Linked DNA regions of Homo sapiens: region 1 is linked to region 2. The links are chromatin loops, found by intact Hi-C in ENCODE. Cell type or tissue: Caco-2. All regions are shown on one strand. Links, peaks and the distances in the headings refer to the core of each region. The heading gives the core; the rest is flanking DNA. Region 1 holds the start of LOC105376567 (a long non-coding RNA gene). Region 2 overlaps LINC02751 (long intergenic non-protein coding RNA 2751).

Region 1 (4,391 bases), core at 131-4,130, 65 kb before region 2:
TTTATCAGGCAGTTTTAATTGGCCTCAACTCTGGTACCTGCTTTTGTGACCTTGGTAATCAGCCCTCTTGAAAAATCAAAACCCCTCCAGAGTCTGCAGCTTTATTTCCCAAACCCTCACTCTCCTCATGCTGTGGGTCACTTGTACTTGGTCAAGGGAGGCCTGGGGATTCACAGCTCAGGTAGTCTCTTGCTGTGATTGGATTGGGTCTTTCCTGGTTGGAGGTGGCAGCCAAGGAGATTCCTGGACAGCACTGTCCTGGGAGACTATTTGACCAAAGCAGGGCACATTCACCTCTGATGTGAGTTTGTACTCAGGCCTGTTATTCAGAGGAAGCATCAGAAAGAGCGGGGGCCTGAAGGGACCAGGAGATCACGTGCGGGTGACTGTTCAGGTGCTGTGGAGAATCAGGAGATACAAGAGAGGATTAGGCAAAAGAAATCTATTAAATAACAACTCAAACAAATTATTGGAAGTGAAGGACCATTTTTATTCCAGAAAAAGCAGGCTTTGCTAGAGCAGATTGGATTCAGGGCTCCGCATGGCATGTACATATGTACCTCTGTGTGTGTGTGTCTGTGTGTGTGTGTGTGTTACTTGTGGGAGGAGAGGATGAAACACAGCAAAGTGACCCTGAAGTCACTGCACCTGTCCCTTGTTTCTCTAGCCCACCTGCACCCAAGTGAGGAAAATTCAAAGATATTTGGTTATGAACCTGGAAATGACCCTGAATCCCCCACCAGTTCCCTCACATCTCTGCCAAAGACCCATATGACTCACTGGTGCTCCCTGGTGGACATTTGGGTTCTGTGGCTCCACCTGGGACATTGACCCAGTGTTTGGGCCTCTCTTGCTCTCATGAAGAAGGAATGAGGTATCATTGCAGCTGGAATTAGACTGCAGTGCCCAGATACTGCCCCAGCTGAAGTGGGTAGGGCTTTCCTCCCTCTGGTATCTCAACTCTTTATTTTAGGCTTCTCAGAGGAGGACTTTGCTCTTCTCATACACACTTTTGTGACTTGAGGGTCTTGGGGCTGAGTGATTAGAAGACCTATGAGGGAAATCAACCACTGTCTCAGTTCAAAGTCCACAGGCCCCTGGATTCTCTCTACATCACAAAGCAAGCCCTGTCTACGTAGGTAACCCTGGAGAGGCCAATTTGGATTTGGACTGCTGTTCATAGCCTGGGGTCCTTGCCATAACTGATGGGAGCATTCTCAAGGGCTGGCAATGCCCACCAGCCCAGGACAGCTCCATCCAGCTGTCTCACCAGAGCAAGTGTCTCCTGACCTAAGCAGGACTCCCATCCCCTAAGAGGGAGTGTGAGATGTGGAAACCTGGAATGGAATCAGGCGACCTAGGTTCAAAGCTCTGGCCTCTCCTAAGAGTGTGACTTTGGCCAAATCATTGAATCCTTCCAAGTCCCATTTTTCATGATTACAGAAGAGAAATAATAAAATACCTTCCTTACAGGGTTGTTGTGGGAATTAGAGGTGACATGCTTGAAGTGAATGGACTGGTGCCCAGCGGGTCATCACAAAGATAACAGCAGCTTCCATATGTTTAGTTGTTCACTAAATGCCAGACACTAATAAGTTCCTTACATATTTTGGCAAGCCCGGTTTTCATAGGCCATGTAATCATTGAATTAAATAAATGTAACTCTTTTGTTCTATGACTTCATTTTTATTAATTATATGTTTATATAAGCCCCCGTTCTGCATGATAGATATCCAATTCTAGTACTAAGGAATCTGGGTCCTCTCAGGGTTTTCTAAGTTGCTTTGGGTTTAAGCTCAATACATTCAAACTTGTTGCCTTTCTCTTTTTCCCCTTGGTGTGGCATATGCATTCTGGTGTTGAGATGTATCCTGGCATGGGTATGAGTTGAGAAAAGGCTGAGGTTCTGGCCCACAATCATTTTTTTTCCAATTATGGTGGCTGCCAAGATGTGACTCCTGGTCTTGGTCACTGGCACCCTCTCCCAGGTGTGTGGGCACTGCTGTCCCACCTGGTCCTGGCTTCATAGTCTCTCCTTTTCTCTGATATGTCATCTTTCTCTCCTAATTCTAATGCCATCCCATGCTACACAGGGGGAGCTGGCTATTTTCCAGTGCTGTGCTGGGAATACTGGAGACTTATGGGTGTCCAGGACCCCTGCCTCTGGAGCCCCATGGAACTATCTCTGCTATCTGTTCCTGGGCCCCCATGAGTTGCCATCTCACAGAAGTCCAGATGGGAGCACAGTAATGGACCCTTTCCTCTGTATCCACAGCTCTCCTGACCGCTTTTCCATCTCTGCAGCTGACACCTGTGGAGGGGAGGTGGGGCCCAGGGGAAGGGCCACAGTCCTTTGCTTTTTCTCTGGCACTCTCTCCCCTCCTCCCTACCTTGGAAAGTTTTATGGGTATGGGTAGTGAGACTGGAAAAACTGGTTCTGCTTGATCACATATTCTTCTAAATAGTTTCTGTCTTACTTCTGGACTGAGAGCATTGAACTTCAAAACCAAGAATGTGATCCCTTTGTCGTCTGGTCCTACCATGACAGCTTTCCTAAAGTAGTAGGGGCTTTAGTTTAACTGCCCCAGTGCGGGTAGGTTGAGATGGAAATAGGAAATGCAAGGTGGATGGGTAAGGAGACTATCACCATCTCACTGCAGACGCTAATCTTATTTAATCTTTCAAACAACCTTATGATGCAGTTTCTATTATGAAACTCATTTTACAGATGATAAGCTAAGGTTCAAAGAAATGACTTGGCTGGCTGATTCCATTTATTCAATCAAAAATATTGATAGAGTGTCCACTATGCACCAGGTACTGTTCTCGGTTTTGGAGAATACAGCAGTGCACAAAACAAACAAAACTCTTGTCCTCATGGGGCCTACAGCCAAGTGGGGTAGGTAGAGTAGGGCACAAACAGTAAGGAAGAAGATCAACAGGTATGTGATATAGTTTATCCCATGGTAATAAGTTTTAGGGATACATATAAATCATGGAACGAACATAAAGAAAGCAAGGAGGATATGGCTTCAAACAATATGGCTCACCAAAATGAATCAGGTGAATAATCCCACATCGGAGGGGAAGGAATCTCAGAAAGAGGAAAGAGCAGGACAAAGGCCCTAGGCTGGGAGTGTACTTGGTTCAGTAGCTCTAGGAAAAGGGCTGGGATTTGAACCTAGTCAGTTTGACTGCAGAGTTCATGTACTTCACCAGCATCTGATAGGGTTCAAGTTATGATAGTCATTGTTCTGTCGCTTTCCGTGGCTCGATGTTAAATGCCCTTCCCCTTTATGAGTCTTGGTGAGTAGTTGAAAATGCCAGAGGCTCTATTTCCTAGCATTTTACAGCTCCTATAACTGTAGAATGGTTGTAGGTCACAGGTATAACCAATGAAAACACAACCTAAGATACAAATCAGGAGCTACTGATGCAAAGAATGGGGACCAGGAGGAAGAGTTTCTTCGAGACCTGGTGGTTGAAGAGCAGTGGATCATTCTTGGCTGTGGTGGGAGAGGTGCTGAACGTTGTTCACGCTGGCTATGTCATGAGTGGAATCTATGGCGTCAAGGCTAGGTAAGGCAGGGTTTGCATCTGCACTTGACCAGTTCTGTGGTGTGACCTTGGGTGTTCTTGGCTACATAGCCTTGAGCCGGTTTCCTGACACTTCACGGCCATTTGTTGAACTAACTATTATCCATCTGTTTACTCCTTCAAAAGCAACATAGGTTTTATTTTTAGTTCAATAAAAAAAGACTAGATGACAGAAACATTTTCTTTTTCATCCCTCCACCCTATCCCTCAAATTTAGACTTTGCAATTTTTATAAGGTTTGCATGATGATAAATAAGAAATAGAAATGTTATTAAAATTGAAGTGAATTTCCTTTTGGGCTGTGGAAAATAATGAAAAAGCTATTTCATCTGTTTTCTTTCCTATTTCAAAATATAAAATGGAAGATGAGGCTGCTTGCTGTTTTGACATTGTCAGGCATGTCTCATATGCCCTCAGTAGTTCTCATGTTACTTCAACAAGGTCTCTGAGCAACTGAGAAAAATGGTTCCTATTCATTTCCTCTGTGTTGTCTTCCGAGAGCAGTAAAAAGACCGAGATCTCCTTGGAACATTTTACTTCATCTGTAAAATGATCTTTCTTTTCTTTCTAAAAATATATTTTCTAAAATGAATTAATTTAAGAGGGAAAAATTAACACACTTCTTTAGATACATTGCCCCCAAGAGATGACCATACTTTAAGTAAAGCTGAAACCCAACTCACAGGCCTATTATCTAATTCTATGTTTTTCCCCTTGAATTTTTTATTTTTTAAAGTTAATTATGGATAAAATTTGAAGAATCAAATAGCTTTAGAAATCTCTGGCCCAAGGTC
Region 2 (4,391 bases), core at 267-4,266:
TTGGGCTATGTTTTAGTAAGTTTTGGCTGCCACAACAAAATATCACAGACGGAGTAATTTATAAACAATAGAAATTTATTCCTCATGGTTCTGGAGGCTGTGAAGTTCAAGATCAAGGTGCTGACTAATTTGGTTTTTGGTGAGAGCTGTCCTTGCTGTGGCCACATTTTTGCAGTGTCCTCACATGGCAGGGGGCAGGAGGGGAGTCTCTTTTTATAAAGATGCTAATCCCAACATGAGGGATGCATCCTCATGACCTAATTACCTCCCAAAAGCCCTGCTTCCAAATACCATCACTTTAGGGGTTAAGGCATAAACATATGACTTCTGGGGAACACAGCTTAGTCTGCAGCAGCCTTCCTTGGTATCCCTGCTCTAGGTGCCACAAATGTTAGGGATGGGCCTTGGATGATGGAAGTACAGGGGAGTTAGCTTCCCATAGTGGGGATCCCTCGGACCAGTGAGAAAAGGGAAAGGGAAAAAGAAGGAGCCAAATACATAAATACCCAGTTAAAAGAAAAAACTTTAGACAAATTAAACTTTACACAGTTTAATTGGGCAAAGAACGATTTGCGAATCGGCCAGCCCCCAGAACCAGAATAGGTTCAGAGCTACTCCACATGGTCGAATATTTATGGACAGAAAAAGGAAAGTGACCTAGCAAAACCAGAAGTGAGGTACAGAAACAGCTGGATTGGTTACAGCTGGGCCTTTGCCTTATTTGAACCTGCTTTGAACAGTCAGCTGCCTGCGGTTGGCTGAGACTCTGGTACTTGTTACAAGAGTAGGTTACAGTCTGTTTACATATAAAGTTAGTTTATGGTTCACTATGTATGGAGAAACTTTTAGGCCAAACTTATAATATGTATGGAGGCAGCTGTAAGCAAACTTAAGTCAACAACTCCTTCCCTTCTCTCCCCTTCCCTTCTCCATTACCCTTAGAGATGGTTTCTCCTTGCAAATGATGTAGACGAATTCCAAGCGCTGCTGCTTACCTACCCAGCAAGCTGCTGTGTCTCAGGGAGGATCATGGGGAGGTGGTGGCCAGCTGCTGTGCATCACATTGCATATTTTCTTGCCTCATTTCCCTTTTCAACTCATTCTCACCACCCCCTGGGCCTCACTCTCAAGGCCCTGATTTTGCTTCTACTAAATGTCAGCACTTTAACCTTGGGCTTTGCTTTTTAGAGGACTGAGAGTGAAGAAACTGCCTCTGTCACTTACTAGTTATGACTTTGAAGCAGGTTACTTGACCTCTTGTGCCTCAGTTTTCTCCTCTGTAAAATGGTGATAAATGGTAATAACTCCTATAGAGAGTTTCTGTGAAGAGAAGACTAAATGAATTATTAATATGTCAATTAACTGCCCCTTAACTGTTAGGTTTTATAATTCTTCTTTCTTCAAGGATACTGTATTAGTTTGCTTGGGGCTGCCATAACAAAATACTACAGAGTGGGTGGCTTAAACAACAGGAATTTATTTTCGCATAATTCTAGAGACTAGAAGTCCAAGGTCAAGGTGTCGGCAGGGTTGGTTTCTTCTGAGGCCTCACTCCTTGGCTTGCAGCTGGCTGTCTTCTCGCCATGTCTTCACATGGTCTTTTCTCGGTGTGTCCTCATCCCTGGTGCCTCTTTTCCTCTTCAAATTTCCTTTTCCTGTAAGGACACCAGTCAGATTGGAATAGAGCCCACCCTGATGGCCTCCTTTTAACTTAATCACCTCCTTTCATTGCCCCATCTTCGAATACAGTCACATTCTAAAGTACTGGGGCTTCAACATGAGTTTTGGAGGGACACCATTATAGCCCAGGACAGACACTGGTTAAGTGCTACCTCTGTGTAGAGTGACCAACTCAACCTCAACCAGGTTTGCCTTGTATTTTCCTGGTTTTAGTACAGAAATTCCAGCATCCCAAGGAATCCCTCAGTCCTGGGTAAGTCAGGAAGATTGGTCAGCCTAGCTCTTCCAGAAGCTTTACCCAAGTCTTTTGCAATATGTAAGGACTAGAGGAACCCAATATGTATCTAGAACTCCATCCTTCCTGGTGGACCTTGACAGCCATTAACTTGCTTAATCCTCATTTCAGCCTTGTGAAGTAGTTGGGGCAGGAAACAATATCCCAGTTACATAAAGGAAGAAATAGGCTCAGAAAGATTAACCTTGACTCCCTCAGCTCTGTTTATCTTTCTCTGGGTTCTTTCATTACTAGGTGCTTCCAAGACCAAGATAACCAGGCAATCATAGTAGATGCATCAATGCACCCTTGCCCAAGGGCCTAGACAAGAGGTAAGTAACCATGATTTATCAGTGAGTGAGTCCTGAAATTTCTCTAGTGCGATTTGAATTAAAGAAAGTAAACAGACAATCATACCTGTACTACTTGGGTAGCGGTGATAGGTGGGCCACAGCCTGGGCCTTAGAGCAAATGCCTCTGGCTGGAAAACTGGAGGGTGGGAGGGGAGCAGGGAGAGATGCAGGCTGTGTTTGAGGATCTGCTCTGAAAGGCAGGGAGGGAAGCCATTGATTAGTGAGCTTTGTTTGAACTGCTCAAGGATCAAAGGAACAAATACCATGTGGGAAGATAAAAGTTGACCTGGAAACCCTGTGTCCCAGCCTGCTGGGATCCAGTCTGCCTTAGGCCCATGGCTCAGGCTGGAGGACTCTCATAGGAGGGCAAGACTGCAAGCTCACTTCTTCCTCAACCTGACCCCTGACCCCTCCCTTACCCATGGCCTTTAAGAAGAGCTTTCTTTTGTCCCTTGGGCACTCTCCAGGGTAAGGGGTGGTCAAGGTTATAAGGGGGCCCAGAGATCAAGAATTATTTCTGGCCTTTGAAGAACATGGGGAAGTCACCAGATGATATGTGATGAATACTATGATTAAGCTGGGCTTGGAAGACTGAAGGTATACCACTCACTAAGAAATCCCTAAACCTACCCTGTGGGGCACATAGGAAGGCAGCCCAGTTTATGCCTCAAGGAATAAATTGATAGAGGAGATGGTTTCTGGTTTTCTTTTAGGAGGAAGGAAAGGAGGAGCACGTGCACAAAGCTAAGGAGGTGATTAACAACATGATACAGTAAGGACCAGCCAATATTAACTGAATTTCTAAGCTGTGCCAGGACCTCCATCATCTCATGGAATCCCAATGGCATTCAATGAAGCAGCCTTGGGATTCTTCTATTTCATAATGGAATGAGAGAAATGAGGCTCACAAAGGTTGGATAACTTGCCTGAGGTCACACAGTTGACATATGGCAGAGCCGGGATGTGAACACATCTCCCTGCTTGAAAATCTGGCTTCTCACCCGTAAAGGTGTGGTTATATCCATGTTTTCAAAAGTTCCCTCTGGTTGCTGGGGGTAGACTGGAGGAGCTAGAAGTAGTGTCTGAGGAACCAGTTAGGACTGTATTGCAATAGTTTCAGGTAGCTGGTATAGTTTCCTAACCCATAAGATCAGGTGTGCAGAAAAGAAGCGAATTTTCTGTAAACTTGAACCCAAGTCCATTGTTGGCAGATATTTAATCTTAGTTCAGGGATTTCTCCATCTCTTCCTTCTCCCCATGGTAGCAGCTAAGTTCTACAGGAGGAATGGATTGTATAGCATCAAGTCATGGAATGAGAGTTAGAGTTGGAGGCTGGCAAGGGCTATCATCTATTCACACTTTGACATCCAGGGCCTTCCGGGTCACTTTTTCACTAAGATCATCATGTGGCCTTTTCATTTTCTAGATAGGGAGGTCCAGACTCTACTATTTCCCCAGCCTATGCTTTGTGGGGAATGCAAAAGGGCTGAATTACGTCCTAAGCCTAGATGTCTGAAGCAACTACACCTAACCTTCCTGTTCTGTTCCCTGGTAGCTAACGGGAAAATTCTGGAGGTTTCCATCTTTCCAGGCAGAAAATGGGAAGGGGAGCACAGGCTCTCTTTGTCCTCAGCTCCTTGAAATGAAGGGGAGAACTATCCCCTGCTTCCCACTCTTGGGCTCAGACCAGGCATGCAGGGCACAGAGACCCCTCTCAGGGGTCCAGACAGGTGTTCACTTGATTAATCTTCTGACTATCTGCCAATTCTACCAGATCTTTAAACTTTATGCTTTCTGTAAGTATCCTTTCTAGTCTACTCTTCAGGCTAGGATTTTGGCTGTTGAATCAATAATTAATTTGCTTGTTTCTCTTTGTATTTCCGTTATAGCTACCTTTCTCTGATGCAATGGATGCTCAGGCTTTATGTTCTAGTTTTAATGGAGGAAAGACCATGGATGTGTAGAAATAATAATGGGAACAAAAGCACTGGGATTAATATTTCAAATTACTATTCTGTTTTACATGCAGGCTATCTGAAGGTCTGGATCATGACAGTGGCAGTAGGGGAGGCAATGAGGGAGTA

What was found. Peaks named below come from ENCODE experiments on the same cell type or tissue, not always from the same donor. Only the 100,000 strongest peaks of a DNase experiment are listed, where the experiment ranks them.
Region 1: a loop joins it to region 2, with 2.2 times the contacts of the local background. A loop is called at or near these places in 1 of 110 quality-filtered maps.

The regions. Positions count from the first base shown.
Region 1 is chr11:15,767,406-15,771,796 of GRCh38, reverse strand. LOC105376567 (a long non-coding RNA gene) reads left to right here and starts at 3,321. Exons shown (of 6, transcript XR_931071.3): 1 at 3,321-3,579. In Caco-2, for the core only: a CTCF peak has its summit at 740 (motif pointing left); DNase peaks (open chromatin) are centred at 801 and 2,366.
Region 2 is chr11:15,702,439-15,706,829 of GRCh38, reverse strand. It overlaps LINC02751 (long intergenic non-protein coding RNA 2751), which reads right to left. Exons shown (of 6, transcript NR_169502.1): 5 at 2,372-2,497; 6 at 1,458-1,655. LOC105376567 (a long non-coding RNA gene) reads left to right here. Exons shown (of 6, transcript XR_931071.3): 3 at 2,210-2,286; 4 at 3,021-3,079. Among named protein-coding and RNA genes, the nearest start is that of LINC02751, 150 kb to the right of the region's middle. In Caco-2, for the core only: no CTCF peak of the experiment used is centred there; a DNase peak (open chromatin) is centred at 2,539.